2 separate regions of the Homo sapiens genome follow, and region 2 is linked to region 1. A link is a loop called in an ENCODE intact Hi-C map of the cell type or tissue named here. Cell type or tissue: mammary epithelial cell. All regions are shown on one strand. Each heading gives the region's core, and the rest is flanking DNA. Links, peaks and the distances in the headings are about the cores only. Region 1 overlaps GPR39 (G protein-coupled receptor 39). Region 2 overlaps LYPD1 (LY6/PLAUR domain containing 1).

What was found. Hi-C counts contacts between places; a loop is a spot of excess contacts. Peaks named below come from ENCODE experiments on the same cell type or tissue, not always from the same donor. Only the 100,000 strongest peaks of a DNase experiment are listed, where the experiment ranks them.
Region 2: a loop joins it to region 1, with 3 times the contacts of the local background. A loop is called at or near these places in 7 of 110 quality-filtered maps.

The regions. Positions count from the first base shown.
Region 1 is chr2:132,543,670-132,551,669 of GRCh38, forward strand. The region is part of intron 1 of GPR39 (G protein-coupled receptor 39); the gene reads left to right. Among named protein-coding and RNA genes, the nearest start is that of MIR9986, 110 kb to the left of the region's middle. In mammary epithelial cell, for the core only: a CTCF peak has its summit at 3,604 (motif pointing right); a DNase peak (open chromatin) is centred at 3,652.
Region 2 is chr2:132,650,978-132,662,298 of GRCh38, forward strand. The region is part of intron 2 of LYPD1 (LY6/PLAUR domain containing 1); the gene reads right to left. Among named protein-coding and RNA genes, the nearest start is that of LYPD1, 14 kb to the right of the region's middle. In mammary epithelial cell, for the core only: no CTCF peak of the experiment used is centred there; a DNase peak (open chromatin) is centred at 4,194.

The DNA of each region.
Region 1 (8,000 bases), core at 1-8,000:
TCATAAACACAGGAATGATGGGGGTTAGAAAGTGGGGAAGAGGAATTTGTAATGGATCTTTGTTACTGAACTGAACTGGGGTCTCCTCACCCAGCTCAGTAAAGCCAGACACTGACACTAAGATTTGCAGCAGGAGAAAAGAGCATTTATTGCAGGGCACCAAGGGAGGAGAATAGGCAGCTAATGTTTCACACCTGAACTCCCCAGTGGCATGCAAGCAAGGGCTTTTCAAGGCAGGGGTACATTTCAGGAAAGCAGAAATTGCAGACAAAATTATAAACCAATTACACAGAGGTTATACATTGTTTTGGCCCATGGCATGACTTTCTCCAGACCCCTCAGGAAGAAATTTAGAACAGAGAATGGCAGCCAGAGTTCAGTCGTCAGTTTCCCCTTATCTGAGCATTAAGTGATAGTGGTCAGCACTTTCCATCTTGTGGGGATTTCTAAAAACAACTCACAACTTGAGAACATATGTTAAGATGTCATCTTTTAGTTTCTATAGGGAAGCAAAACACCTTGTGACTCTGGCTTGCCTGGGAGACTGTTGTTACTATCTTCCTGCTTATCAGGTTGCTTGTTTGCTTTTCAAGGCTACCTAGGTGCTTGGAATTTGCCTTGAAGGGACTCAAGGTTTTTCTTTATCTCCATGCTTAGGAGGCCAGGCAGGCCATCTTGAGACAAACTAGTACTTCAAATGTGGTGTGGTCCAAAGTCTGGGTTCTAGTCCCTGATCAATCAGCCCAGGCCAGCTGGATTGGGGGATGTGGTGGTCATCTCAGCTCTCCACATGCTTGCCCCCTTGATGCAGGATTTTTCTCAGCCACTTTGCCAGCTGGAGACCCCCAGATGTCCATGCCCCTGCCCAGGCCTCACTCTGCCCCAGGCTTGCTGCAGGAGGTACTCCACCCACTTGGCCTGCTGGGCCATGCCTGGCTTGCACACCAGCCCAGCTCCCACACTTACCATGGGATCTGCACTCATCCTGCAGTTGGGCTGGGTGTGCACCAGTCCGCCAGCATTACAGCTTGTATCTGTGTTCAGTGGTCCCTGAGTTCTTGTCTCATGTCCAAGAAGAATGAGGTTATACTGACAATCCAAAGGGTGAGAAGGGCAGAGGACAGACCACCTGAAGTTGGGTGGTCTGTCTCCCCGTGTGGCTGGGTCCAGGGCTTTTATGGGCTCAGAATGGGAAGTGCATGCTGATTGGTTTGTGAGTATGTGAAAGAGGCTAAAACAAAGGCACCACTCAAAGGTGGGCATGACAGTGTAAAAAACCAATTAGGGAATGGTAGATATATGTAAAATAGGTGAAGCGTGGGGAACAATCAGCGGAAAGTACACCCAAGGGGAAAAGAGGTTCTTAATCAGGTCTGTGGATTTATCCGAGACTTGTAGCTTGGCTTTCAGGTTTTAAACTGTCTTTGGCTTGAAAGTTGGGTTTCAGTGGGGACCCACCCCTATCTGCCTAGGCATTTGTCTGCCTCCTGCCACTATCACCCTCCTCTGTGCCATGGCAGGGCCTGGTCTCCAGGAGTGATATTCTGTGACTCCCTAACTTTGGACTGCTCTAGGTTCTACCTCAGAGTCACTTGTTAAAGGGACAGATCTTCACTCACTTTCCAGAGAGGGTGAGAAATTAGCCAGGCAGTCCATGTGAGGCAGCTGCTTTATAAACATTGAGCAGACATCATTTGTAATTGGGAAGGTGATGTGATTTCAGGGTCCCCATCCATAAACTCTCTCATGTTCTATTGTGCACCATGGTGCTTGAACACACTAGTAGAGTTTTATTCCTGGATTTAGTCATTCTAGTCTTCAGATGTTCTAGTTAAAAAATAAATCCTACATTCACTCACCAAACACTTACTAATGCTAAGAGTGGCTATATCTGTCCCTGTTCCAGATCCAGATGCTGAAGACCCAGAGTTGAATAACAGTCAGATTGTCTTAAAACCATCTTATAATCCACGATGTGTGATGGGCGTGTGTGTGTGTGTGTGTGTGTGTGTGTGTTAAAGCACCTGATGATGACAATTCTTCTCCACTTTCAATGCACCAAAGAATCAACTGGAGATCTTGCTAAAAGGCAGAATCAGATCAGTCAGTCTGGGGGCAGGCCTGGGATTCTGCATTTCTAACAAGCTCCCAGGTGATGCAGATAAACTGGTCCAAGACTAAGTTTGCGTAACAAGAGACAATAAGAGTCTGATCACTGCTGTCAACTAGTGTGGAGGACCCACATAGGAGAGAGGACATGATTGAGTTGTCCTGGTCAGAGGCTAGCAGACGAAGCGAAGTTTACCCAAGAGGTTTCACATTCAGTCTAGACCTCTGAGGATGAATAGGCCATCAGCATCCATAACTGGCATGAAGAATAGTTTATCAGGCTTCTTAATGTATTTTTCCATCAGCATTAATGAGACTTAGCCAAGAGACAATTTTGGTTAAGAGTTGGTGAGTGGAGAAAAATGGGATTCATTTATAACAACAGTTCTCAAACTTGAGTGTGCCTCAGAATCACTCCCAGGGCTTGTTCAACACAGATTACGGGTCCCCACTCTAGAGTTGTAAGTCAGTAGGAGTGGGCTGGGGCCCAAGAATTTGCATTTCTAACAAGCCCCCAGTGAATTTTAAGAACCACTGGTTTATAACAAGAGGCCCCACAGGGCACAGCAAGAGGGGAGCCTGGCTATAGTAGGGACAAGAACTGGACAGATCGGGGGATAGGCAGAGGAACTCTGAGAAAGAAATATGTGGGCAAGGTTGCTGGAAGGGGTTGGGTTAAGACTAATCCTGAGACCGTAAGTTGTAGTCCAGCCTAGCTGATATGGACAAGATATTAAGAACTGACTAATGAATTGTAAGTTGCCTAAGAGAAGGGGCCTGGGGCTTGTCTACCCAGTATTCCTATCACCAGCAGAGTGAAGATGTGGTCATTCCAACCAAAATTACTTTCTCCCTTCCCTCCCCTCTTTCTGATTATGCCACATTCTAGGAGTCTGCCTATAAAATAGAAAACTCGGTCCAGCCCAGTCAGCTCTCAGTGGACGTTGGCACCCTGGGGATTCCTTGACAGTTCCGGGGCCTCTGTGGCTTGGGCAGAGAGAGCCTCCATCTGTGGTGGCATTTGAGAGCTGTTGTTCTCCAGGATGCAGTAGCTCCACAGCAAAAAAAAAAAAAAAAAAAAAAAAAAGAGGCATCATATGCAAATATCAAATGAAGGGGAGGGAAGGAGGAAAGGGCTGGCTGACATTTTGGCTCTGCCCCTAGATCCTCTGAGAAGAGAAACCACTCGTGCCTGAATTAATGTTAATTCAAGGGGGTATTTTCAAAAAGTGGTCCTTGGAGGAGCAAGATGCTGTGTTTCCTATTTTCCGTTGCCTCCAGCAAGCCGCACCGACAGAGGGTCAATGGGGTTACTGTATGAGGAAGCCCACTAATTGCATTATAAGGAATGTTTTGCCCATTAGCTCAGATGGAATGGTCTCCTAACAGAGTCCTTTGAGGGGAGTGATATTTCAGGTGGGGGATGGAGGAAAAGGAATTGATAAGTAATTGAAATTTGCAAATGGCATTTCCCTGGGCCCTAGACAAAAATGGGTTCCATACATCCAGCAGGGGGCAGCAATGCACGTACATTAATTCCGGTCTTGTGAATCAGGAGCTTGGCGAGATCTCAGAAATTGCAAAGCAGTAAGGATGCCTGGGGAGGTTTATAGACAATTTCCAGGCCCGGCAAAGCTGGGACTGTCACACCCACCATTTCCCCAACAGTCACACCTTTTATTTTTCTCAATATACTGAGAAAATAAATGTTTAGGTCTGATGGTTTTTAATTCTAGAAATTTTCTTTAATCTTTCGGCTGCTTTGTGTAATTTAGAATTTCTGCAGCCTGACTGAAAATTATAAGTAAACTAGGATTAGGAAGTCAGCTTTATTAATAAGATAGTTCAGCTAATAGACATTTTAAAATTGTAATGCAATCTATCTCCCTCCCTGAGTTGAAATTTTGCTAGAGCTGTAACTGATAGGACACCCACACACCAAGTTGGGTAACTTATTTGCTGATCCATTTTAAAGTGGAGGAAAAGAGGCTCCAAAAATATAAATAAAGATAAAAGTCTCAAAGAAGTATCAGATTTTCCTGAATTAGGCACAGAAAAGACCTACTAGTTTGTCCATTCCTAAGGCTGTTTAGGAATGTGGCCCATAATATATTTTCTCAGTAATTTGTCAAATTTGCTTGTAAATGACTTTTATGATAGATGGCTTTGCCTGCTTTACTGGGCTGGAAATTTCTGCAGCCCAGCACACTTCTCCTTCAGGAAGCTTCTTGCATCTTGCATAATGTTTCTCCCAGCCACCCTCCCCGCTTACGCCCCTTCCCAAGGTTAATTTAGTCCTGTTGTTCTTAAATGAACTACTCTAAATCATCCTCCTCCCCTTCCCTGTCTTTCTCCTCACTGTTTAAACCTTTCAAGGATGTAATAGTCTGGCAAATATTTCAATCATCATGTCTCCTTTTCAGCTGCCCAATTCAATTCCATTTGGTGCTGCTCGTGCTGAAGTGCAATTTTTCACAGCATTGTTTTTAGTTTAAATAACATACAGTGCACTATTGCTAAAGGTCTTCTGGAACATTCCACTTGGGGGTCTTACCCTTAAATAATATTTTGATGGGAAACTAACTCAACTTTTCATAGGAAGAAATGCTATTTGCTCCCAGCACTAATTGGCTGTAAATTTAGCTAAAAGTCCATCTACGCTGGCAGTTAGACCATCTTCCTGTGCCCATGTGGTACCCTGTATTAGATGTCTAATGGACAGACTTAGTGAATAAGTATGTATCTGTAAGTGCACCATTTAGAAAACAATCAAGTGAAAGGAATTTAACTCTGCTAAGCCAGCAAATGTAATTTTTCTCATTTCTTGCCCCTTCTTGCCACGTGGCAGCTCCTCAATTTACCAGCTCTATGCCCTTGCATGTATTACTCAACATTTCTGAGTCTCAGTTTCCTCAACTGCAAAATAGGGAAAGCAATATCTGCTTTCTAGGTTTTGTTGTAGGGATCAAATAATTATGTACAGCATTTGGTAAAACATAAGTCCCCAAGAAATGCAACTTTTTGCCATTATTATTATCACTACTCTTATCATTATGCAGTCTAAATTCTATGCCTGGGTTATCTTTCAGAGTTCCTGACTGCCTATACATTCACATTGTTCAACAAATGTTACTTAGGGAAACCGTCTCTGACCCCCTGGAATTGGCCAGGTTCCCCTGTGATTCACTGTCACAGATACGTGTGTGTGTATGTGTATATGTATTCTTATATTATTACCCTCAAATTAAATGCTCCCTTCTTCATAAATTCAGAGCAGCTAATATCCTCTCTTCTCTCCTTAATGGTGTGTCTAACATACCTTCATATCCTAGGCTTGACTAGGAACTTCTCATAGGCAGGAGCAGAGCCTTGCCTTTCAATGGAGCCTGGATTGTCACATAGAAATGAGCACATAGAGGTCTGTGGTGTGTACTTGTGAGACTATCAGACTGTAATATCTTTGAATTCAGGGAAAAGGCTAATTCACCTTCAGTTCCCAGAGCATACCACACCCCAAGCCTGTACATGGTAGGCATTCGAGGGAGGTCTACTGTGTCGATTAAGGCTGTGCATTGGTCTTCCAAACTTTGCTCACCATATACAGGTTTCCTTCAGAGTCCCAGTGTCCATATTACTGTTTAACACGACTGAAAAGGAACAAAACGAAATCCCCACCTTCACCCTCTCACTTTGACTGTGGGTGATTTCTGTAATTAAGAGCTTCAGGAGGTCGGGCACGGTGGCTCACGCCTGTAATCCCAGCACTTTGGGAGACAGAGGCGGGTGTATCACGAGGTCAGGAGATTGAGACCATCCTGGCTAACATGGTGAAACCCCAACTCTACTAAAAATACAAAAAATTAGCCAGACGTGGTGGTGCGCACCTGTAGTCCCAGCTACTCGGGAGGCTGAGGCAGGAGAATCGCTTGAACCCAGGAGGCGGAGGTTGCAGTGAGCCGAGATTGTGCCACTGCATTCTAATCCGGTGACAGAGCACGACTCCGTCTCAAAAAAAAAAGAGCTTCAGATGACTTTCTAAGATACACTCCCTAAGAATCTCATATAACGAATGGCCTAGAACATGACTTCTTTATTGTTAACCTATGTTGATGCCAAGAGATCAGTGTGTCTTTTTGTGATGCTCATAAACAACCTATTAAATAATCCGTTTTCCATTTTTAAGGAGGACTTAGGTGCATGTGCATGAGTCTGTGTGAGTTGGTGGGAGACCAAAGGGAGACAGAGTATTCTGAAAGCCCACCGAATTATTCAGCTCTATTTTCTGGCCCAGAATTCACCAGATAGCACAAAACAAGCTAAATCATGGCATGATAAAACACTGCAGCCCGGACAATGAATATGCAAATAGCATAACAGAGTTAAGTACTGAGAGAGCCATCTATTGTAGATAGTTTAGCTTCCCTTTAGTGAAAGATCAAGGACAGAAACACAAAAAGATCATGCTAATTTTAAAAAGAGAAAATAGATGCTAGCTAACGTGAAAAGGATGAATATAAGGAGGCGTTGGATCAGTCCCCCCAGGGCTCAGCAGTTCTGGAGGATGGCAAGCCCGAGTCTTTGGATACAAGGAACAGCGCGATACAACGGAGGTACTTGCCTCTTGGAAAACACACTTGCACTCTGTGTTGCATCTGTGGTTTCCATGGTATGAAGCTGCCACTGTGTTTGTTCCAATGCACTTTGAAAAGACAGGGCACATTTATGAGCAAAGGCATATGGCTTTGTCCTTTCAAGCTTATCCAAGGCTTTAGAATGTCAACTGTAGTGGCTGGAAAGCAGCCAGCAAATTAGGAGGCTACAGAAGAATTTCGTGAGCTTTTAAAATAATTTATTTCAGTTTATCGTTTACATAGAATGTCAGATCTGAAGGGGACCCCAGGAGTTATCCAGTCTAACTTCATATTATAAGTGATAAAATGAGGTCCAGCAAAAAGAAGTGATGTTACTCATAGCGAGAGTTTGAATGTGCTGTTCCTGATTCATACATTAGTGATTATTCCATTATACCTAGCTGTATTTCTGTCCAGACTATTTTTATAATGCTGATTAAGCTGGGCTGTTTTGGTGAATTTTAACATTTCCCATAGATTTTTACCATGTGTAATTTTGGAAAGGGGGCTTTGTTAAAGTATTAGAAGACCTACTATAGTAGTTTCTTGTGGTTTAGGTGGAGGAAGAGCACTGATGGCATTTTCTGTTGCAGTAAGTTTGTTGGTTGTAATATAGTTTTTGGTTACAAGGAGCAGAAACCTGACCACAGCTGTTTGAAAGAATATAAGTTCATTTTTCCACTACAAGAATTCTGGAAGTAGGAGAGTTTGGCTTTGGTTCAGCAGCTCAACGATGTTAGAGTTGATGTCTGATTATCTCAGCCTTTGCCTCAGTCATAAGACAACTGCCACAGTGCCAGCCATCATGTCTGCATTTGATGCAGGAGGAAAGAGAAAGAGGGGGAGCAAACTGCATCTTCCGTGTTATTGGGGGAAAAAAAAACTTTCCCAGATATGTCCAAGAAGTCTTCTGTTTAGATCTCACTAGCCAGAATTGGCCATGATGCAAAGAAGTTGAAAAAAGGATGTCCCTTATAGGCTTAGATTAGTCATGACCCTTCCCCCAGGGCTTGACACATAATCAGGAGCTTGTAATGCTGAGGAAGAAGAGGGCAATAACTGAGGGCTCCATATCACCCTAAAACTGTCCACATTCCCATTTGTATGTAATATGTTTGGAGTACAAGCTTGATGCAAGGATGGGCAGTGGAAGGTTTTTGGTGTCTGATTCTGTCATCTCTTTATACCTTTAGTGGAAGATTATTTCCCAACCAAAGGCTTATCTGAGGATAACAAAACAATTCCATTGCCAGACATTTA
Region 2 (11,321 bases), core at 1-8,000, 110 kb after region 1:
ATACTACACTGCCTGCCATGCTATAACATGCATCCATTGGGGAAAATAAAAATTAAACACATTTTACATGCATATGCATAAAAATGTATGGAAAAATACACAAAAAAGAGATAATATTGGTTGTCTCTGGCGTGAGATTCTAGGCGGCCACAGGATAGGAGTGGGAAAAAGACTTTTGACCCTTTCTTACCATTTAAAATCAGAACCACGAGAAGAATGATTTTTAAAATGACGTAAATAAACACCCGCAGTCAACCATCCTCAAATGGCTTCTTTCTCTGTGTAGTACAAGGTTCTTCCTAGCTATGTCCACCAGAGGGCTCTAGGGAATGACCACTCTCAAGAAAAGAGCCACCAGGAGCTGCCCCGAAGCTCAAGTCTCAGGGTCACGGGGCAGGGGTATTTGTGCCTGTGGTTCTCTCTGCTTTTCCTTTAACCAGGACCCCATAAGCTCAGGTCTGGGCCTGAGGGAGGAGGAGCTGTGAGGAAAACAAGGGCCTTGTCATGGACTGCTGGTGGGAGCAGAGACTGGCATAAGGGCAGTCAGAAGGATCTATAATTCAAAATGCAACAAATAAAACAGTCCCATTCCTCACCATGTACCTTCAAAACAAAACACACTTTCACATCCTTAATAGGGGAAAGGTACATTTATACTATACATATTAAGCAGCAGTTAAAGTACAGAGCTCTATTCTGATCTGGAAGGTTCTCAATGACAGTTCCAGAATGATAGTTAAGCATACCATTTATGTAAGAAAGAAACCACAAAGCAATATAATACGTGCTCCAGTGGTGTGTCTGCAGGGGGATGTGTGTGCACACATGTAAGTGCGTGAGTTGCCATCTCTAAGTCATATCATGGCAAGAGGTCCAGAGGCAATGCACCAGTGTGGTCCCTTGGGTGGTAGTTTGACGGGTCCACAACACGATGAGGCATCTCTGAAACATGAGACAGGTTTGGCAAAGAACACCACGGTTCGGCACAACTGCAGCAGCAACATGGGCAGGAAGGAATGGCTGGGTTCTAGCTGGACATGGGCCTGGTTTCCCTGAAACCTCATGGCTGGCCTCAGAAACCACCACTGCCGGGTTAGGGTAGGAGAAGGTCATGACCAAGAACAGAGGGGGGACATCGTTTGGAGACTTCCCCAAAGAACTGAGAGATGCTTCCTTCCCTTCATCCCTGCATGATTTTTCTCTTAATCGCTTCTAATACACTACAGATTTTACTAGTGTGTCTTTATTAATAGAACGTAAGCTCCAGCAATCAGAACAGTGCCTGGCACATAACGACACAAGTATTTACCAAAGGAATGAATGAATAAATGAAGGGAGGAAAAGGAAAAGACGACAGAAGGAAAGGGGGTTATTTGAAGGGGGTCTGGAAGTGCTTTTCTGACTGGTTTTGAGTAGGATTTTATTCCTACATTGGTGTCACCTGGGTAACAGAGTTTACATAAAGCTACAATTCACCTCCAGGCCTTGGTTGACAAAGGCAGAACTGTGAGAGGCTCTGATCTTAGTTAACGCAGATGCAGACCCAGAGCTAGAAGGCTCAACTGGTAGATGAAGGGCTGTCCATCAAACGTGGCTCGGATAATCCCAGCTTGGACCAGCTCCCAGCCGCCCTACCCTGCAGAGGCACAGAGATGTGTCCTGCCAAGACCAAGTCATTTCTCACGGCTCTAATCCGCAGACCAGGAGTGTGCCCATGGAACACACCACCCACTATCACCAAATTAATCAAGCCACCCAGCGTTTAAAACTTTAATCCTCTTTAAGTCTTTAGAGGGGTAATGGCCTCCTGGGGGCTCTTGGATTGAGATGGGTGGCTATGCGTGCTTGCTTTAAAAATACCACAAATTGTTCTCCCTGAGGAAGTCATTTGTATTAATCTGCCTTATTTATTTGGATGTGAATGATGGGCATGCCAAGGAATGAAGGAAAGGATAAACAAAATACTGAGGTTACTTCCCAGGCAGTTCATTCCACTGCAGCCATTGTACCTATTCCCTGGGACCCAAGAAATCAGAATATTAACTTCTTTCACCAAGCTCTGGAGTTTCCAGAAGCCATGATCCTCTCCTTTAATGGCCTTATCATTAAGTAGATCCTCATGTACTTAATGGGATGGAGGAAACTAAAGAAGCTCATGTCCATATTTCATTCTAATTCTGAAATAATTCCTTACCCTGAGGAAAGAACATGAACCCTGGAGTCTAACAGACCTAGACTGGAATTCTCCCTGAGCCACTTCCTTGGATAATACACTTCACTTCTGTAAGCCTCAGTTTGCCTTTCTGGACCAATGACCCAGTGGACAAAGCTGGAGTTTTGGTTGGACTTTCCAACTTCCCAATGGACAGAGCTGGAGCAATTTGAGCAACAAAATAAATAATGATAGTATTGGATTATAACCCCATCCAATCAGGTAAATACCCATGAGTTCATGCTGACATAGATAAATGAGTAAATAAGTATGTGCAGAAGAGACAAGTTTTTCTTACAGAAGGATTCCAGTTAATAAATGCAGAAGGAATGAGGGAAATAGAAATTAAGATTAGAACACCATGGTAACAACTGATGTGGGAGAGATCCACCAAAAGACACTGAAATTATTGGCCAAAGTTGGAGGAGAAACAGTGTATTTATATAGTTTCAAAGTATCTCCCTCAAGTTATTTATTAATTACAATGGAAAAAATAGTAACTTTACAGTGGAAAAACCCAGCAGATACTATCTGAATCAAAAGCGATCAAAGTTAACATCACCAGTAAGACATTGACAGCATGCGCCCCTTGCTACAGTGCACTGAGAAGGGTGCATCTCTTCTGAGGATTCTTGTCAAAAATGCAAAACCTCTATCTGTTCATGAGAAAACAGCAGACAATCCCAAACTGAGGGACAGTGTACAAAAATCTGGACCAGTCCTCTTCAAAAGTGTCAACATCACAAAAGACATGGAAAGAATGATGCATTGTCAGAGGTTAGAGGAGAAGGAGACATGACAATGAAATGCAACGTGGGATCCTGGATAGGATCTTGGAACAGAAAAAGGCAAAACTGTGGGAATCTCAAAACAAAGCATGGTTTCATTAACAGTACTGTGCCAATGTTAATTTCCTAGCCTTGATCATCGTACTGCGGTTATGTAGATTGTTAACACTAGCCAAAGATGGGGGAAGGATATATAGAAACTGCACTATTTTTGCAGCTTTTCTATAAGTCTCAATTTATTTCCACATACAACATTTTTTAAAAGACATTGGTATCAGCTGGGCATGGTGGCGCTTGCCTGTGGTCCCAGCTACTCCGGAGGCTTAGGTGGGATGATCATTTGAGCCTGGGAGGCAGAGGTTGCAGTGTGCTGAAATTGTTCCACTGCACTCCAGCCTCGTGACAGAGTGAGACCCTGTCTCAAAAAAAAAAAAAAAAATTGGTACGAATGTGGGAAAAATCTCCATGTTCTTTCTGTGCTACACGTACCCCCAACAAATGCAGTGAAATACGCTTGACCACTCTCATGCTGAGTAATAGGGTGAGTGCATAGTCTGTGTGTAGGTGACAGATATAGCCCCAACCATCTGTGCTATTAACTGCTTAACTCTTGCCTCAAAGGGCTTGGAGGCTCCTGAAATGACTGGTTTTCATTGTGATGGGAAGAGAACATTACTGAAGGAATGTTTTTTCTTCAGTCTCAACATCCATCCATGTAAAAGGAAACAAGGAGTCAATTAGTGTGACTCCTGGCCTCTTTCCCATTTATTTATTTATTTATTTATTTATTTGATGGAGCCTCGCTTTGTCACCCAGGCTGGAGTGCAGTGGCGCAATCTCGGCTCACTGCAACCTACACCTACCAGGTTCAAGTGATTTTCCTGCCTCAGCCTCCCAAGTAGCTGGGACTACAGGCGCCTGCCACCATGCCCGGTTAATTTTTTGTATTTTTAGTAGAGACGGGGTTTCACCATGTTAGCCACGATGGTCTCGATCTCCTGACCTCGTGATCCCAAAGTGCTGGGATTACAAGCATGAGCCACGGAGCCCGGCCTCTCTCTCCCTTTTTAATTCTCTCTGCCCTAAGAGAGGTGGAGTGATGTGTCTGATTGGTAAATTTGGAAAGAACAGACTGGGCACACGCTGCTTATCCCTTTCCTGTTCCTTCTTGAAATTGAGTGACTCATAGCAAACAGGTATTCTGCCCTGCTTCTCAGGGCAAGAAACTTCCCATATCTGGTCTTGTCTATGACTGGGTCAACCAGCCGGTTTGGAGATGCCAATTTGAAAGCTCATTTGACCCCCATCCCCAAGTAATTCCCTCCAACTTAGACTTTCTCAGTAGCAATGGTGATATTTCAGGCCTCATCTGCCTCGTTCCTTGTTTTATTTCTTAATTTCCTTAGAATCTGGGTGAGAAAGAAGGTTGATAACCATTGGACACTCATTAGACCCCAGTAGGTGCCATTTGTCCCAGTTTGCACAGTGTCCTAGAACTTAATTCTAAAGCCATGATTCTCTTGGGGGTTGAGAAGCATTTTTTTTTTTTTTTTTTGAGATGGAGTCTCGCTCTGTCGCCCAGGCTGGAGTGCAGTGGCGCCATCTGGGCTCACTGCAACCTCCGCCTCCTGGGTTCACGCCATTCTCCTGCCTCAGCCTCCCAAGTAGCTGGGACTACAGGTGCCTGCCACCATGCCTGGCTAATTTTTTGTGTTTTTAGTAGAGATGGGGTTTCATCGTGTTAGCCAGGATGGTCTCGATCTCCTGACCTCGTGATCCGCCCACCTCAGCCTCCCAAAGTGCTGGGATTACAGGCGTGAGCCACCGCACCTGGCCAAGAAGCATTTTCTAAACTAATCTTCTCCTACAAATAGCCCCTGGACCTTGAGGATCATAAATGGTCATCATTTAACATTTTTTTCTGCTAGAAGTATTGAGCCTCTTTGTTGTATTGAGACCAAAAGAAGATCTGTCACCCCCCTCCACTCCCCTACAGATGTACATACAACTTTCGGCAATCTCAGAGAGTTTGAAGCTACAATTCTATTACAAACGACGTGCTACAAGTATGCTTTTAAAATAAATTATTTTTCCAGTTTTTTCACTTTAACCTCTGCCCCAGTGGTCGTAAAAACAGAGGCATGGAGACTGAGTTCTTTTCTGTGGACCATTATGCATCTATCTTTTCCAATAGTTTCCTTTGCCTCTGCTCTTTTTTGCTGTACAAAGACAGAAATTTCTAAACAGAGCCTTTAATAGTCCATTACTTTTTACCCATGTTATGCAATGTAGCTTTAAAGACGAACTTTTCCAGCAAACTGCTGCTTGTGTGAATGCCTGTTTGGGAGTGAGACTTCCCTACTGGAAAAATAACTAACACACACTACACCATAGTTACGATTACATCACAATAAATATTCTATGCAGGACTAGGAACAGTTCCTCAAAGAAAAATGCTTGGGGAACGGGTAATTGGAATGAACTACAAGCATTTTCACTGAGCTCAAAGAAACTGCAAGAAAAAAGATCTTCGATCTGCATCCAAGTATTTTTTTTGTCTGAAAGAACACTGTGTGAGGAATTTTGACATTCTCTGCATTCTAATGAAAATGACTTGGAAAGTAGAGGCTTCTCTATACATTTGCCTCATTGCCGCCACGATGGGCACCGTTTATCAGGAATAAAGAGAGAAGATCAAGAAAGTAGTTCTTTTCTGGAGAATTTTGTGCTCTGGCTCTTAAGTACTTTTGCTTTGCCATGAATGTGAATATTTTAAAGGCCAAAAAAGCCCCCTCCATTTGAGTTGCAGATGGCCACAGGAACCCAACAAGAATGCTAACAACTCATTTTAAAAAGGGAAAAAGAAAGGAAGTGCCAAGTTCCACACTGCATATCCATACTGATGTTGAGCCCATCTTGGCCTAGCTGGTAGAACTGAAAATTGAGAATAATATTAAGGGGCTGCAATGATCCCTAAGGGTAAAAATAAATGTGTTTCTGAAAACAACAGCCACATCCACAATGAAATAGACATGAAACAAGATAACCCAAGAACACATTTGTTTTCCTTGTAACAGGGATGCGTTAAGTTCATTATTCAGAGGACTTTGATTACCCTTTTCAAAGATTTTTGGTGAGTTTAATTTTCAAGGCTGTTAACCACTGATGTCAACTTAATTATAGCAAGCAAACAACCAACCCATAATGTATGATGCCAATTGTTGGTTTTACTCTAGTCTTGCATTAGACTTGGATTTCTTTGCTCATTTATAACTTTCTGAGGGAGGAAGGTTTCTGCGCAGTCACTTGCTTTCCCTTAGCTGGTGTCTTTGTTCTCCAGTTTGCCATGGGGGATTGAGGGAACAGATATTTATGACTTATTATCTCAGTATTAACAGTGCCCCCTCAATGATTTATGAAGCTGTGCTGTTGCATTTCTAACCTTGATGTCCTTCTGATTATTGTTCTCAAATGGTAAGATTAACACAGTGGGGCCCAAAGATTCTTAATCAGTTTCTTGCATACAAATTCACCCAAATGTAGGGAAGAGAGAGTCCTTGGTGGCATAACGACTTCCAGATGGAATGAACTGAGAACATCTAAGCACTTAACCCAAAGCACCCTTATATTTGTCACCATGAACATGATGTCCTCACACTAAAATTTAGTTATACTTTTGTATCTCAGCATTCAATGAACTAGAATTCTAGAATGGCATGTACATCTTGTGTTAAAGTTCAGGACATTTGTTGGTATATGTGTTTCTTTTCTTCCAAAGGGTGACAGTGATCCAGGATGAAGGTCCTTTGACTATACATTTCAGCGTTCAATTGAGGTAAAATAATGGTGATTTTCGGGAAAGAAAAATTATCCCTGTCCTTTTTCCAGGGGTCCCTGGAGGTACTTTGTTGAATTTTTCTAATCTTGTGCATGGACTTCTCAAAAGCTGATCTGGCAGACAATCACAGTTGGCCACTCAGTCACTACCCTTACAGCTACTAGCGGCCATGAGACAGTGATCTGACCCATGAAATGTAAAGAGAATTTCTGGGGGGACTTTGGAAACTCTTTTGCGTTCTCATTAAAAGGCAAAGCTTAAGACACAAGCTCTTTGGTGCCATCCCTTCCCTTGAACCTGAATACAGTGATCATCTTGTGATCAAGAGGCAAGAAACCTGAGGACAAAAAGCCAACATGCTTAGGGAAGTAAGAAGAAAAATGGAGAAATTTTGAGTTTTTGATGACATCACTGGGCTGTAGGAGCAACCCCAAGATCACCTATGTAGACTATCTTGTTACATAAACAAGAAATGCCTTTATGGTTTATGTCCCTGCTACTTGCAGCCAAAAACATTCTTATGTGATACAGGAAGCAAGGTCTAGGGTGGAGGCAAGAACAGAAAGGACGGGGGCAGCAGTAATGGCTGGTAAATTCTGTTAGGAAGTGTTGCCCCAGAGACTAATGAAGGGATGGAAAATGCTGCTTGATGCCTAGGAGCTGTTGCAGCCATAGCTGCCTTGGCCTTCCACCTGAGGATGATGCCAGGTTTTGTCAATATCATGACAGTGATATTAATGATATTCAACAAAGGGGGCAAGAATACAAGCAATTAGTTGAATTCTTAGAGCTCAGTGAAAGAGTGTAAGGGCAAAGCAGACAGCAGGAGAGTAAAAACGAAGTTTGTTTGCTTCCCTTTGTGGTTTAATTTGCCCAAACTGAATGGTTTAGAAGTATATCCCTCAGCTGAAAGTCTAACTGCCTGTGTCTTGTGGAACATACCTGTATTTGTAACTTGCATCTTCTGTGTGGGTGAGGACCAGGGGGCATAAAACCATGTGGGGGGATTTTCCTTCTTCCCAAGGGAGAGCTGATGACCAAGGCTGAATTCCAAGGTAGCAGAGTTCCAGCTGAGGACTGGCCAGTGGTAACCTGGACCCCAGCTTCCTCAACCACCATATAAGCTGGTGTTGTAGAGGTGTGTGTGTGTGTGTGTGTTTCTTGAAAACACTCCTATTCAAAGCAAAGCCAGGTCAGCCTTAAAAGCAAGCTGACAAAAAGAACTATAAAACCAGGGGTGGATTACATTTCAGAGTGGTTCCTTAAATTACAACTATCACTAACAGGCATTAGTCAGCTATTTCTAGTTTAACTAAAAAGTAAAAGGTATATTCAACTTGTCTTTATTCTATTTTTCTTCTTATGCTAAACATTTAAGCTCCTTCATTTCTGCTATAATATTTTGAAATGGTGATAAATCTGTTTTAGCTTGAAACTTGGTTTCTTCAATATACGCAGTCAGCAAATAGTTATTGCGTGTCTCCATACCAGTGAGTGTGTGTGTCTGTGTAAGACAGAGGGAAGGTGAGGTAGAGAGAGAAAGAGAGAGAGAGCATGAGAGAGTGTGCGTGAGAGAGAGCCAACAGCATCCTTTCAGGATCTTGTACATAGAAATGAAAGCCGTGAATGAAGCTGTAGTTCAATTTGATTAGGAAAATGCACTCTAAAATACTGAGAGGATGTGATGCCAGGCAAACTGAGCTGCTGGCTGGAGAACACTGAACAAAGATGAAATTGTTTCTGGATCTTAACTCACTCTTATGCAGAATGTCTCCTGACTTGCTTTATCCCTCTTTCCCTTGCAGCAGTCAGTGACAGGCTGGGTGGAAAGTTGTCCTTCCTCTCAGAGAATGTTAACTCATCAGCCTCCAGGTGTGGCTCCGGCCTATTGGCTGCCTTTCCCTTTGAAGGCACAGACACTCTTGAGAGAATCTTGAGCTGGCTTTGGAGCTGGGACCCCTTTGCACTCCCACTTTGGATGTCTTCACTGGGTGGCAGACTAGTCAACCCGCTAGGCTCTAGCTATTTCTGAATAGGTTCTTTGAAGTTACTGGAGACCCAAGTGGTTTGCTACATTTTGCATAAGTAATAGAACAGTGCATAAACCCCCTTGCCCAGCATCACTTAATACACCTGCTTCTGCTGATGCTCTTTGAAGATGCCTCCGTGGAGGGCATTGCAAACTGCTCTGCACATTCATATTCAACCCGTGTGCAGTATGCATGGACCACTGCAGGCTGAGAGCCGCGTGCCTGGCGCGGCCCGCCTCTAGCACTGTCTCCAGTCATTCCACTGTGCTCACAAAGAAGTCCAAGAAATAGAAAAACATAAAAAGCTATTGTCCATGTCCAGTGAGAAATGAAATGCACTGGACCGCGTATCACAACTTCCTTAAAATAATACAACTTTATCACTTTTGCATCTGATCCTGCTCATGGTTTGCAAAGTCATAAACCCCTTGAAATCAATAGCTTGAGCCATCGCTGCTCTATTCTATTTAAACACATCCTCTAAAGAAGCAATTTATTACGAACTCTCTATGGTTTCACCTTATCTAAAACACTTAATTCAGTCCATCTCCTGCTTTGCTTTGTAGTGTTGGAAGCAATCAGAAGACTGGAAGCAATTTACTAATAAGAGAACATGCCCTACAGCTCTGGCCTGTGAAAAGAGTTTCAGAATCACGATGTAGCCACAAGTCAAATTCTAGAAAGAATTAATGGCACATCTCATAGTTCTTTCATTTGCTGGCTGATTCATTCCAGGTATGATTGAAAATCCTCCATTACAGGTATGGCCTCTTTTGGTGTTCCCAGGGTAGGAAACACATTGTCTTCTACCAGCAACTTTGCTCCAGCTCCCTGAAATATAGTCACTTCTACCACCATGAAAACTACAAAGCAAGGGAGAATCCAGCTTAGTCTTCTAGAAAAAATTAACAGAGAAGAAAAGATATGTCTCATGGTTAAATGAGTAAGGAGTTCTGCCTATACAAAGGCTGTAATCAAATGATTTGGTTTGGGGGACAAAAGCTAGGCTTGTGCATGGACATGGTATTCATTGTAGACGACCAAATCATGCCAGCATCTGATCTCTTTAACCAAAACCTTTCTCCACAACCTCTCTCAACCTGCTTTATCCTCAAGCTTTCTCAAGGGAAGAGAGAGAAATGGACTTATCAAGATGCTTAAGCCCCCCAGGAAAGAAAACTCCCTTCTGCACCACAGTGTACTCCTCTGTAAAGTGAAAGTGTGGACCAGAGAGAATAGGGTCTCTTCTAGCCTTAGAGGTGTGGGATTCTTGAGGACGGTGGCCTAAGAGTGAGGCCAGATGTGGAGCTGGGCATCTGGGACCACCAACAGGGGCCTCAGGAATAGCCCATCCATGTGCCTGAGGATTCCTGTGTTTAAAAGAAACTAATTCAAGATCTCAAGGGAAAACAGATGAATTATATAATAGATGGGCAAGAATGGACAGTCCAGTACATGGCACCAAGCAGATGTTTGATGAACACCAATTCCTTTGCCGAAAACTCACTGGAATGGCTTGCTCTTGGCACATGTTGTTACTTTAATTCAGCAAATTGGCTAATTGGCCAGTGGAGTTCTAAGATTCACAGCCATGCTGCATCCCATTCCATTCTCATTCTATCCCATTCCATAAGGTAGGGATCTGCTAAACCTGAGCTTTCTTTTTAGATATCTGCCCCAGCAAGAGGAAGGACACATCTACCTATGGAATAAAAAACAAAACAAAACAAAAGTGGAAGTGGTATGGATGAGCCATAAAACATGATCCTAAGCAAAAGCAGCCAGCCACAAAAGGCCACACAGTATGAGATTTCACTTACAGGAAATGTCCAGCATAGGCAAATCCATAGAAGCAGAAAGCAGATTAGTGGTTCCCAGGGGCTGGGAAAAGGGGAAAATGAGGGGTGACTGCTAATAAAATAAAGTTTCTTTTGGGGTGATGAAATGTTCTTGAACTGGTGGTGATAGTTACACTTCTCTATGAATAAACGAAAAACCACATAATTGCATACTTTAAAGGGTGAATTATATTTCAATAAAATTGTTGTTAAAAATACAAAAAAAGCGGGAAAACATAGAAAATGGCACCACAGCGGAAAAAAAAAAAAAAACCTGGAGAAGTGAAAGGTACTTGAATTCCTGTCCCACTGGCTGTGTGATCTTGACTTTTCTGTGTCTTAGATTCACCAACTATCAAGTGGGGATATTATCTCTTTGTGAACCTTCTAAATTAACTATGAGGATACTACTGTTAGGAACTAAAGGCTGAATTCAAGGACTCCCTCATTCTGAGAAATATAGAAACAGTGTACAAACTAACTTGTACTATAATATCTGGGCCACCCTTCAGAAGCAGGTATGGATAGTGAATGGGGCAACTCCTGGTGAGCATCAAGACAGGTTTCCATGTCTAGCACTGGTTCCTTGAAGATGGTTATACTGACCGCATTTCT